Linked DNA regions of Mus musculus: region 1 is linked to region 2. A link is a contact called in ENCODE Hi-C or POLR2A ChIA-PET data. All regions are on one chromosome and are shown on one strand. Each heading gives the region's core, a stretch centred on a gene start or an enhancer-like site at or near the end of the contact. The rest is flanking DNA. Distances are from core to core; before and after follow the strand shown.

What was found. A loop is a pair of places that touch in the nucleus more often than their neighbours do. ChIA-PET counts read pairs that join two places held with the same protein, here RNA polymerase II (POLR2A).
Region 1: a map of left cerebral cortex shows a loop between it and region 2 (2.3-fold over the local background). The contact joins the promoter of Zfp329 here to the promoter of Zscan18 in region 2. A Hi-C loop is called at or near these places in 2 of 37 maps with a recorded cell type or tissue (both left cerebral cortex). POLR2A ChIA-PET finds 5 or more read pairs at or near these places in 1 of 5 experiments (embryonic stem cell).

Annotation. Positions count from the first base shown.
Region 1 is chr7:12,816,057-12,821,448 of GRCm38, reverse strand. Zfp329 (zinc finger protein 329) reads left to right here and starts at 2,589. Exons shown (of 2, transcript NM_026046.3): 1 at 2,589-2,632.
Region 2 is chr7:12,778,481-12,783,442 of GRCm38, reverse strand. Zscan18 (zinc finger and SCAN domain containing 18) reads left to right here and starts at 2,771. Exons shown (of 7, transcript NM_001017955.3): 1 at 2,771-2,871.

The sequences.
Region 1 (5,392 bases), core at 1,340-3,839, 38 kb before region 2:
AACATATTCCATGTACAGGCAACACCTTTTGGGATAACCCCTGCTCCAGTTGTTTGAGACCCATATGAAGGTCAATCTGCACCTCTGCTACCAATGAGTGGGAAGGCCTAGGCCCAGCCTTGTTATGTTCTTTGGTTGGTGGTTCAGTCTCTAAGAGCCCCGAGGGTCCAGGTTAGTTGACTCTATTGGTCTTCCTGTGGAGTTCCTATCTCCTTAGAGGCCATAATCCTTTCTCCTATACTTCCATAAGAGTCCCTAAGCTTCATCCACTGGTGGGCTGTGGGTGTCTGTATCTGAGTCAGCTCCTGGGTGGAGCCTCTGAGAGGACAGCCATGCCAGACTCCTGTTTGTAAGCATAACAGTATTATTAATAGTGACAGGGACTGGTGCTTGCCCATAAGATGGGTCTCAAGTTGGACTGGTTATTGGTTGGCTGTTCCCTTAGTCTTGCCCTCCACCCCTGGGTCTCTGCATTTCTTGTAGACACTATAAATTTTTGGTTGAAAGTTTTGTGGGTGGGTTGATGTCCCTGTTGCTCCATTGGGGTTACTGCTTGGCTATAGGAGGTGGCCTCTTCTGGTTCCATATCCTTCACATTGTGAGTCATAGCTAAGGTCACCCTCATTGATTTTCGGGTACCTTCCTTATCTCTTCTTGGAGATGCTTCCTACCTCCCCACCACTGTCAGTTGCAGATTTCCATTCATTCTCATAGACAGATGTTCATTGCACCTGTTCCTCCCTACACCTGATTCTGAACCCCCTTCCCCTCCCTTCCCCTTCTCTTCTCCCTCCCCCTCCCTCCCTACATCTGCTTCTTATGACTATTTTATCCCCCCTTCTAAGTGAGATTCAAGCACCCTCACTTGTGCCTTCCTTCTTGTATAGGGAAGTCAGTACAATTTTAGAGAGAGGTATATGCCTCATCTGTATATGGATAGAAGACCGAGTCATGGGCTGTTGCATCTTTCTCATTTAAGAAGCTGTCTTCTCAGAAAACGCAGGCTATCTGACCTGTGAACTTCTGGTGCTTCTGTCCTCTTTCCCATCTAACTGTGGGTGTACTGAAGTCATACAAAGATGTGTGACACTGTCCTGGGCTCCCCACCCCCTTTTTAAAATATGGTTCTGGGAATGGAACTCCTTGTCAGGTTTGCATAAAGCACTTTTACCCGAGGAACCATCATGTGTCCCGATCAAGTTTTGTTTTTGAACACTGTTTCACTTTGGAGCTTTGGCTCATCTGAACCTCACTATGTTGACCAGACTGGCCTCCAACTCAGAGGTCCACCTGCCTCTGCCTCCTAAGTGTTGGGATTAAAGGGATGTGCCACCATGCCCAACAGTTCACTGTGTTTCAAACACAGCTTTATAACCACCAGCACAACCAATGAAGAAATCTTTTATCACCCTAAACAGTCCCTTTTAGCAGATTCTGTTTTCCCATTTACAACTCTAATCTGCTTTTGTTGGTATTATTGTTTTTTAAAGAGACTTATTTATTTCTATTTTATGTGTATGGATGCTTTTTTTCCTGTATGTTTGTCTGTAACCCACTTATGGGCAGTGTCTGCAGACTTAAGAAGAGGACAACAGATCCCCTGGAACTGGAGTTACAGACTTTTGTGAGCTGTCATGTGGATGCTAGTAATCAAACCTTGCTCCTCTGGAAGTGCAGCCAGTGCTCTTAACTGCTGAGCCATCTCTTCAGTACTGTTTTCTTAAAAACAAAAGTTCGAGGCCAGCTTGGTCTACAGAGTGAGTTCCAGGACAGCCAGGGTTACATAGAGAAACCCTGTCTCAAAAAACCAACAAAACACAAAACACAAAACAAAACAAAACAACAAAACAAAACACAAAACATTTTATTTTTTTGTGTTCAAAATGGAGAAATTTAGTTGTAACTTTTTTGTTGGTTAATCTTCATTGTCAAATTGTCTGGGTTCAGAAACATCTAGGATATTGGTGAAATACACCTTTGACACGGGCTTGGAGCACTTATTGTTCTTCCAGAAGATTGGAGATTAATTCACAGCAACTAAGAGACAGCTTACAACTGTCTGTTATTCCAGCCCTCGAGAATCTGACACCTTTTTCTGGTCTTGAGGGCACTGCAGCATGTGATGCAGACATACATGCAGGCAAAACACTCATAAGGGGAAAAAAAAAAAAACATAGCTTACTTCCACTAATGATTGTCAAGAAAAGAGGTGTATTTGGCTGAATTTTAGTATTTTTCACCTATAATCGTGTTTTTGTTAAATTATGCAGTAAATAAAAAATAAGGCTCTAGAACAAAATTATAACATCAGGAGAGTCCTGGAGATGCTGAGGTAGGGGACTCTCATACTCTGAGCCAACCCTCTCAAAAGACAGAATCGTGGTAGAAAATGAATATCCATGAGTCATCAGTAACTTAGTTATAATTCTATAAATAAAGGTGAGGAGACGTTTCTTCCTGATCGCAATGCCTTGCTCCTGCCTCTCCGCAGCTGCAGGTACTGGTGCAAGACTCTCAGATCAGAGTGCACAGCAGTCAGAAGCAACTGAACCTCTAGGACGCGTGCGCGTCGCAGGACCAGGATCTGCGCATGCGCAGTTGTTGCGACCATGGCCGCCGCCGGCATCCTGTAGTGAGTCCTTCCGCGCCTCGGTGCCTTTCTGTTCCTTAGCTTCCCCTCTGAGTGTCTTGCGGGAGGGAGTCGAGGGGTGCTGGAGGGGTGGCGTGCAGAGCGTTTGGGTTTCACGCGGGCCGTGGGAGTTTCGGGCTCACCCGGAGGGTGTGAGCGGGGACATCGCTGTCCCCGCGGGTGTGTACACCCCCGGGTCGGAGGGGTCCCTGACTGGCTGGTGTAGATGCTCTCCGCGCTGCTGTCGGGTGAGGCTGTCCCTCTTTCCTGCTCGTTACTTAGGGCGTCCTTGTCTCGAGCCCCGCTGTTCTCGGAGGTTTTGCCGAGATCCTTTGGGCACCCGGCCCTTCTTATTTGCCGGTTTCAGGCTGAGTTGGCTGCCAGACTCCAATGAGCGACGGGGCTGTTTTCCATGGAATCTTCTAGGTGGCTTTCCCTTAACTCTGTTGATACTTGCAAAATCAGTCAATCAATCAATCAATCAATCAGCCTATCCGTCCATCCATCATCTATTTAACTATCCCTCCTCCCCTCCCCAGGGAGGTTCATGTATCATCCCTCCTTTGCTTTGTTCCTTCTCTAGTTTGCTGTTTCTTCCTTGGTTTTCAATGGTTTTATTTCCCTGGAAAAACACACTTTTGTTCATCCTCCTCCAACAACTTTTCCTCCATTCTCCCCCTGCCTTCTCCTAGTCTTCTAATTTGAAAGATTTCACACCCACAGCTAAATTGCAGGCATAATTTAATAGATAATGACGAAACCATCCGGGTTATCACGTATTAACATTTTGCTACATTGGCTTTTCCTTTCTTTTAAACACATGCCCACTATAGTTTACACACATAATGAATGTAGCACAGGCAGGCATGATAGTGTGTGTGTGGGCTGGGTTACTAGAAGTAATACTTTGAATATTCTGACACTACACATTGAAATTCTTTAGTGATGATTCTCTTTAAAATGTGAACCTTGCTTTTTTTTTTTTTCCTTTTCCATGAGCAAAGGAGAATGGGTATCCTACCATCCTCCCAGTGGCCACATGAATGAAATTAATGTTAATCTTGTGAGGTTGGAGAGACTCGGTGGTTAAGAGCACTTGCTGCTCTTCAGAGGACTTGAGTTTGGTTTCCAGCACCCAAGCTTTGGGACTTATAGCACCTGTAGGTCCAGCTCCAAAGGATTTACCCAGGTATCCAACGCACTGTTCTGGCTTTAGAGAGTGTCAACACATAGGTGACATTCACTCATATGGACACACATATACCAATATGTAAAAAGAAATGTTTCAGAACAAAAGTCTCTGCCAACAACCTTAACTGCCTGTTTAATCCTCAAGAGGACATGGAATTCCATGCCCCCACCCTGATCTATGATAGAATGTTATTGGGACCAATCATTGTATAACTTATATATATATAAGTTTAAAAATTTTTTTTAAAACTGCATTGTGCCAAGGTTCATTCCAGGATCATGTGTGGCATTAAGTTTGTCTTTTCAATCACCTTCAACTATTAATGCTATTTCTCTTTGATAATTTTGTAATTTTAAAAAAAGATTTATTTATTTTATGTATGTGAGTACACTGTAGCTGTACAGATGGTTGTGAGCCTTCATGTGGTTGTTGGGAATTGAATTTTTAAGACCTTTGTCCTGCTCACTCTGGTCAACTCTGCTCGCTCCGGCCCAAAGATTTATTTATTATTATATGTAAGTACACTGTAGCTGGCTTCAGACACAGCAGAAGAGGGCGTCAGATCTCATTACGGGTGGTTGTGAGCCACCATGTGATTGCTGGGATTTGAACTCAGGACCTTTGGAAGAGCAGTCAGTGCTCTTACCCGCTGAGCCATCTCACCAGACCAATTTTGTAATGTTTTGATGGATGTTTCTTACAAGACATAGGGTGTTATCTTGTGGGGTGTGCCTTTGTTTAGTTCACTGACAATCCTTTTCTTGCCTTGCAGATAATCACATAAGTAAAACACGTAAAGTTGGTAGTGGTCAATTTTTGGTCATGTGGTTAAAGTGCTTGCTGTTATTAGTAAATCATTCTTGGGGTTGCTACTTTAAATTCTTTGTTACTGTTTTGATTTTTAAATGCCCAATATTCCTGGTTTTTCCTCGTTTTCAAATTGTTAGATGTTTCTTTTTCTTTTTTTCTTTTGGTATGTTTTATACTTACAGTCTTTTAGAGAAGTTCTTTACCCTGGTAACTTGGATAACTCCTTAGTTCTGTATTTTGCTTTATATCTTTTCTTAGCTCAGTATTTTACCTTAAGACCTCTCTCTCCGTCTCCCCTGTGCCCCCCGCCCCCTGGCACCCTGTGTGTGTGGGGGGTTGGTTTTGAACTAACACCTTGTGTATGCTGGGCAGTCATTGTCCTTGAGCTACATGATTTTAGCCATTCTAAGGTTTATGGAGACCCCTGCCCCATAAGTCTTTTCTGCATCCTCTTATAAATGTGAATGTGAGAATGTGTGTGAATTAGGAATTAGAATATTTTTCTCATCTGAAAAAGCAGTAAAAGAACTATGCATGTCTCTTGTTAGACATGGCGATGGTGCCTGCCATCCCAGCACTTGAGAGATGAGCAGTTTCTACACAAGCTCGGCACAGCCTGGCAACTGTTAATTTTTCTTCTGAACTCTTAATGAATATACCATCAGCTGGTGAGTAGGCAAATAGGTCTGACCCTGGTCAGCACACTTAAATCAACAATAACAAAAACCTGGCTATGTGGGTGTACCATGTAGTTTATCCTC
Region 2 (4,962 bases), core at 1,522-4,021:
ACAAACCCAAAAACCTTGTTGGGTTGGCAAGTGTGTTTGTGCTGATAGAGTGGTCGGTCCCTCATCTTCAATTCTCCTGCTCTTAACCACCATCTTACTTACCTACCCTCCCCCTCAAACCTTACCCACGATACACTTTAATTGGTCTGTTTCTGATTTTTTAAAAATCCTTCATAGTAAACTGGTAAACAGAAGCAAAGTGTGTTCCTATGTTCTGTGAATTGTTCTAGCAAATTGTGTGATGGAAGTGGCGGGCATAATCAGCCTGACACTGTGTGGTTGTCCTGCAGTTGGTGTTTAAAATGAGACCAAGTCCTTGGCCTGTTCAGTGGTACTTCTGAGTCGTGTTAGAACTGGATTGGATTGTGGATACGTAGTTAGCTTTGGAGAATTGTTTGGTGTTGGGAAGGTGAGCTGTCAGAAGAAAAGTTACCCCAAACCTGTGGTTGAGGGATGGGGATGGACTTCAACATAAACTTTCTAATATACAAAATTAACTAAAAAATTTATGATGGGCTTAAATATAACAGGTAAAAACTATAAAACATTCAGAAAAAATATAGGAGAAAACATTCAGGGCTTAGGACTCAGCATGGGTTGTTAAACTTGACAACTAGGCACATGGATATAGCTCATGAATTGCACATCTAATTTAAAATCCTTTGGTTAAAGGTTATGGTAGGGACATATAAAGCAATATACTGGGAGAAAGGATTTGCAGACTCTATCTGGGTAAAAATAAAGATCTTTTGGAACACAATGTTCATTTAAAAACTAGAAAGTAGGCTAGGTGGTAGTGTCACATGCCTTTAATCTCAGCAATTAGAAAGCAGAGTGTACTGGCTAGTTTTGTGTCAACTTGACACAGCTGGAGTTACCACAGAGAAAGGAGCTTCAGTTGAGGAAATGCCTCCATGAGATCCAGCTGTAAGGCATTTTCTCAATTAGTGATCAAGTGGGAAAGGCCCCTTGTGGGTGGGACCATCTCTGGGCTGGTAGTCTTGGTTGGATAAGAGAGCAGGCTGAGCAAGCCAGTAAGTAACATCCCTCCATAGCCTCTGCATCAGCTCCTGCTCCCTGACCTGTTTGAGTTCCAGTCCTGACTTCCTTTGGTGATGAACAGCAGCATGGAAGTGTAAGCCGAATAAACTCTTTCCTCCCCAACTTGCTTCTTGGTCATGCTGTTTGTGCAGGAATAGAAACCCTGACTAAGACACAGAGGTAGGCAGATCTCTGTGAGTCTGAGGCCAGCCTGGTCTACAGAGTGAGTTTCAGGACAGCGAGGGCTACACAGAGAAACCCTGGCTCAAACAAACAAACAAACAAACAAACAACAACAAAAAATTGAAAATGGGTGAAACAAATCAATAGATCCTTAAGAGGATACATAGATGGCAAATAACCATGAAAATACGTTCAACATTATTGGCCATTAGGGAAATGGAACTAAACTACAATATGATAAGTATACTCAGGACAGCCAAAAGACTGATAACCACCCAAACTGGCAAGACTGTGGAAAAATGGACTCATACATACACTGGTGGTTAAGTGTAAAACGGCACAGCTCTAGAAAAGGGCATGGCAGTTTTCCATTGGTTTAGTTTTTCACATTAAGCTCATGCTTACTATATGACATAGCAACTGTGTCGTGAGTAATGTTCACACAAAAACGTGAACATGAATTTTCATAGCATTTATTAAATATCAAAAAATTGGAAGCAAGCCTACAGCCTAACTGGTGAATGTTTAAACTTGTATATTACTAAACTTTAAGCAGTAACAAGGAACAAACTCACACATACTAATGGATTCCAAAGGAATTACATACAGCGAAAGACATCTCAAAAGGCACTGTACTATAAGATTATATTTATATGAAATCCATAGGAACGAATCTGCACTGGGGGCCCACACAACAGAGGTCAGAGGTGGTGGTGATGTGATTGTTAAAAAGGAGTAGTGAAACCATCTTGATCGTGGTATTAGTTAAAATTATCAGAACAGAATAAAGTGTTTTTTGTGTGTGTAAATAAGGAATAAAAACGTTTTCGGTGGTAAGCAGTTCAGCTACACATTTTAAAAACCATGTCAGACGAACAAACTGGCTTTCAGAAGCTCTGCTGTGGAAAGCAGCTTCCTTCCCATCTCTGCAGGAGCAGCCTCCTCTTCTTCCTTTTTGTCTTGTTGCTCAATCAAATCTACCAAAAATCTGGTGAGGTGTTTGAATTCAGTTTACTCTCTGAAACCTTAACTGTTTTCAGCCAGTCTGTTCAGTGCCTTCCTCCCAGTCTCTCCCTCTCTGAAGCCTTGCCTCAGGGTTGTGGGGTTTTTAGCTCTGTCTGCCCACAGTAGGTCTGCGCACTTGTTTCTTGACTGTTCATGGTCTTGAGTCTTCATTTGTGCAGGATCCCCATTTTAAGTCTCCATCTCCTCAGTTTCTCTGTCTCATCTCTGGACTTGTAGACTAGATCTTTACTGTCTTTGGGTCTCAAGGTGCCTGAGAGTTTTTGTTTCTTAAGCCTGTGTATTTCAGTCTTTGTCTCCGCCTCTCAGGTTCTGGTGGTCCTAGGTTCCTTTTTGGGGGTGGGTGGGGGTGGGGGGGGTGGGAATGTACGATTGTTTACTCCGTTGCCATGGCATCGGAAGTGACGCGGGCGCACGTGGAGGCGAAGCGGAGACAGCCTTTTCTGATTGACTGGCGGTGCGGTCACAGCAGCTTCGCCCCGCCCAGGTCTGGCGAACGGCCCCGCGGCACGCTGGGGGTCGCAGTTTACGGCGCTGCAGGCCGCGCACGCGTATTGCAGCGGGCCGCCATCGGCGCTCGGTGTTCGAGACTGCGCAAGTGAGAGGGGCATCGCTGCGCAGCAGGTGGGTCGGGCCGCCTGGCAGCCTTCTACGCGGGGCCGTAGGTGTTTGGCTGGTGTACAGGGTCGGGCGGAGGGATGGACCTGCCTAGTGTGGGTTGAGCCAGGAGCAGAGACCCTGGGGAGGGGGGGTGTCCCACCGTGGCAGTGTCGCCGCAGGTGCTATGCCGCGGAGGGGAGCTAAAAGCTCTTGCGTGGGGATGTGGCCTTGGGATGTGGCCTTGGCTGCGTTTGAATTTGAGGCTGAGAGAGCAGGACTGAGCAGGCTTTTGGGTGGGGGTGTGGCCCAAGAGCGCTGTAGGCGACTGTAGCAATGCCAGCGTGTAGAGCGGGCACCGTGTGAGTGAGGCGTGGGATGAGGCAGGATTGGGGGTGTGGCTCTAACGTGTGGAGTGGGAAGTACCACGTGTTCCCGGGATTGTGGCTCGGTAACGCAGTACGTTAGTATTGTGTCGGAAAGAGGTATCTGGAGGACAGGTGGGATGTGCGAGGGTCTTGGGTTGTGGTTTCCAGGTGTGCAACGGACAGGGGGCGAGGTTAAGAGATCCTGACTGGGTGAAGGCCCAGTGCTACTGCTTCTTAGATGCAGTTTGGGGTAGAGTCCACCGGACCCTTCAGGGTGGGAGAATGCTGCTGAGGAAGAGAGGAGGGCATTAGGTGAAGGTGGGTGCAGGGTTTGGTAGGGATGGGAAGTCCACAGAGGGGAAAGATGAGCGTATAAAGGCCAAGGAGGGTTTGGGGACCCCTGTCTTTGTGTCCTGGAGAGGCAGGGTTGAGGGTATCCGTAGATCCATGGGGGTGGGAGAGTAGGAAAGTGGGGGAGGTTTCTAGGAGAGATTCCACTGGACTGAGGGGTAACACGGGGCTTTAGAATGCAGGGGTCCATTCTGTTATGGGGGTAGAGAACACTTTTGGGCTTCTGTGTAGGGACCCCTTTCACGGAAGAGGCGTGAAAATGGTGTTTTAGGTGCTGTCCTGACCGAGAGGGCTTGGAGAGGAGCAAAGGACATTAGTTTTCCCAGTACTACTCTATGAGGGGCAGGTAAGAGGTGTTGTGGACCACTGCGGGCTGGCTTTCCAAGGTCGTAGAAGTCCTTCCTACTGTTTGTGCAGAGTTGGTTAGTGTTGTCCCATTTCCTTGCCTTTTCTTTTTTCCTCCTCCACTGCTTCCATGCTCAGCCCTCCCCTCCCTTATGTTGCTTTGTATCTCAGCCAGCCTCTCAGAGTCCACAGTGAATGTTACAAGATCTTCCTTCCACATTCTGGCAGTATCCTGTGGAGGTTTTCTCTCCTGCTCTGGAGCCAGAATAAGGCCCAATATCGAAGTGAGCCTTTGTTTATCTTGATGTTTGGGTCTGTGAATTTGAGTTTGTCTGTTTGTTTGTTTGTTTTTGGCAACCCTGGTCAGTTTGTTTAGGACATCTGTTCGACTTCGACTCTGTGTCGCGTCATATGAGAATATAGGGCATATTCTTGGCAGAGATTACAGAAAGCAACTCTTTTAATAATGATCCATTGTGTGTGCTTTTGCATTCTTTTAAAGGTCATTTGTATTTTTTTGTAATTTATGTTAATATCTGTGAGTACAGGGGAGACTGAGTGATTAATTTCTGACGTCCCAGTGAGATTAGTGTTCATCATCATCAGATCCTAGTGGTTAGAAAAGGTTTACAGGGCCTGAGAAGGTGGACTTGTTTTCTGCTAAGGCAAGAGCTGCAATGAGGATTTTTTTTTGGATTCTCCTAGCTCAGCTGTCCACCCATCCACTTCTCTCAGTTTCAGTATTCAGGCCTAGAATGTAGCCCTTAATACTTGCTTGACCCATACTTCTTTGTCTCCTGAAATCTGCAGGCTGGAGTCCAGGAAAACCCATCCAAGGGAAGTTTTGGGCAGCCATGAAATGGTGGGGTCATTCTGCATCGTGGTGTGCCACAATCTCTGTCTTATTTGTACTGGGAGTGTGACTTCATTCAGGCTATTTGGTCTCCCTAGGTCTTCTTTCTGCCTAGTAAGTCCCTGTAGCAGTGTAACCAGGTCTAGGGCCAGGTAGAACAAGTAAAGCATGCTTAGGAGTAGAGCTCATTTGAGATTCTCA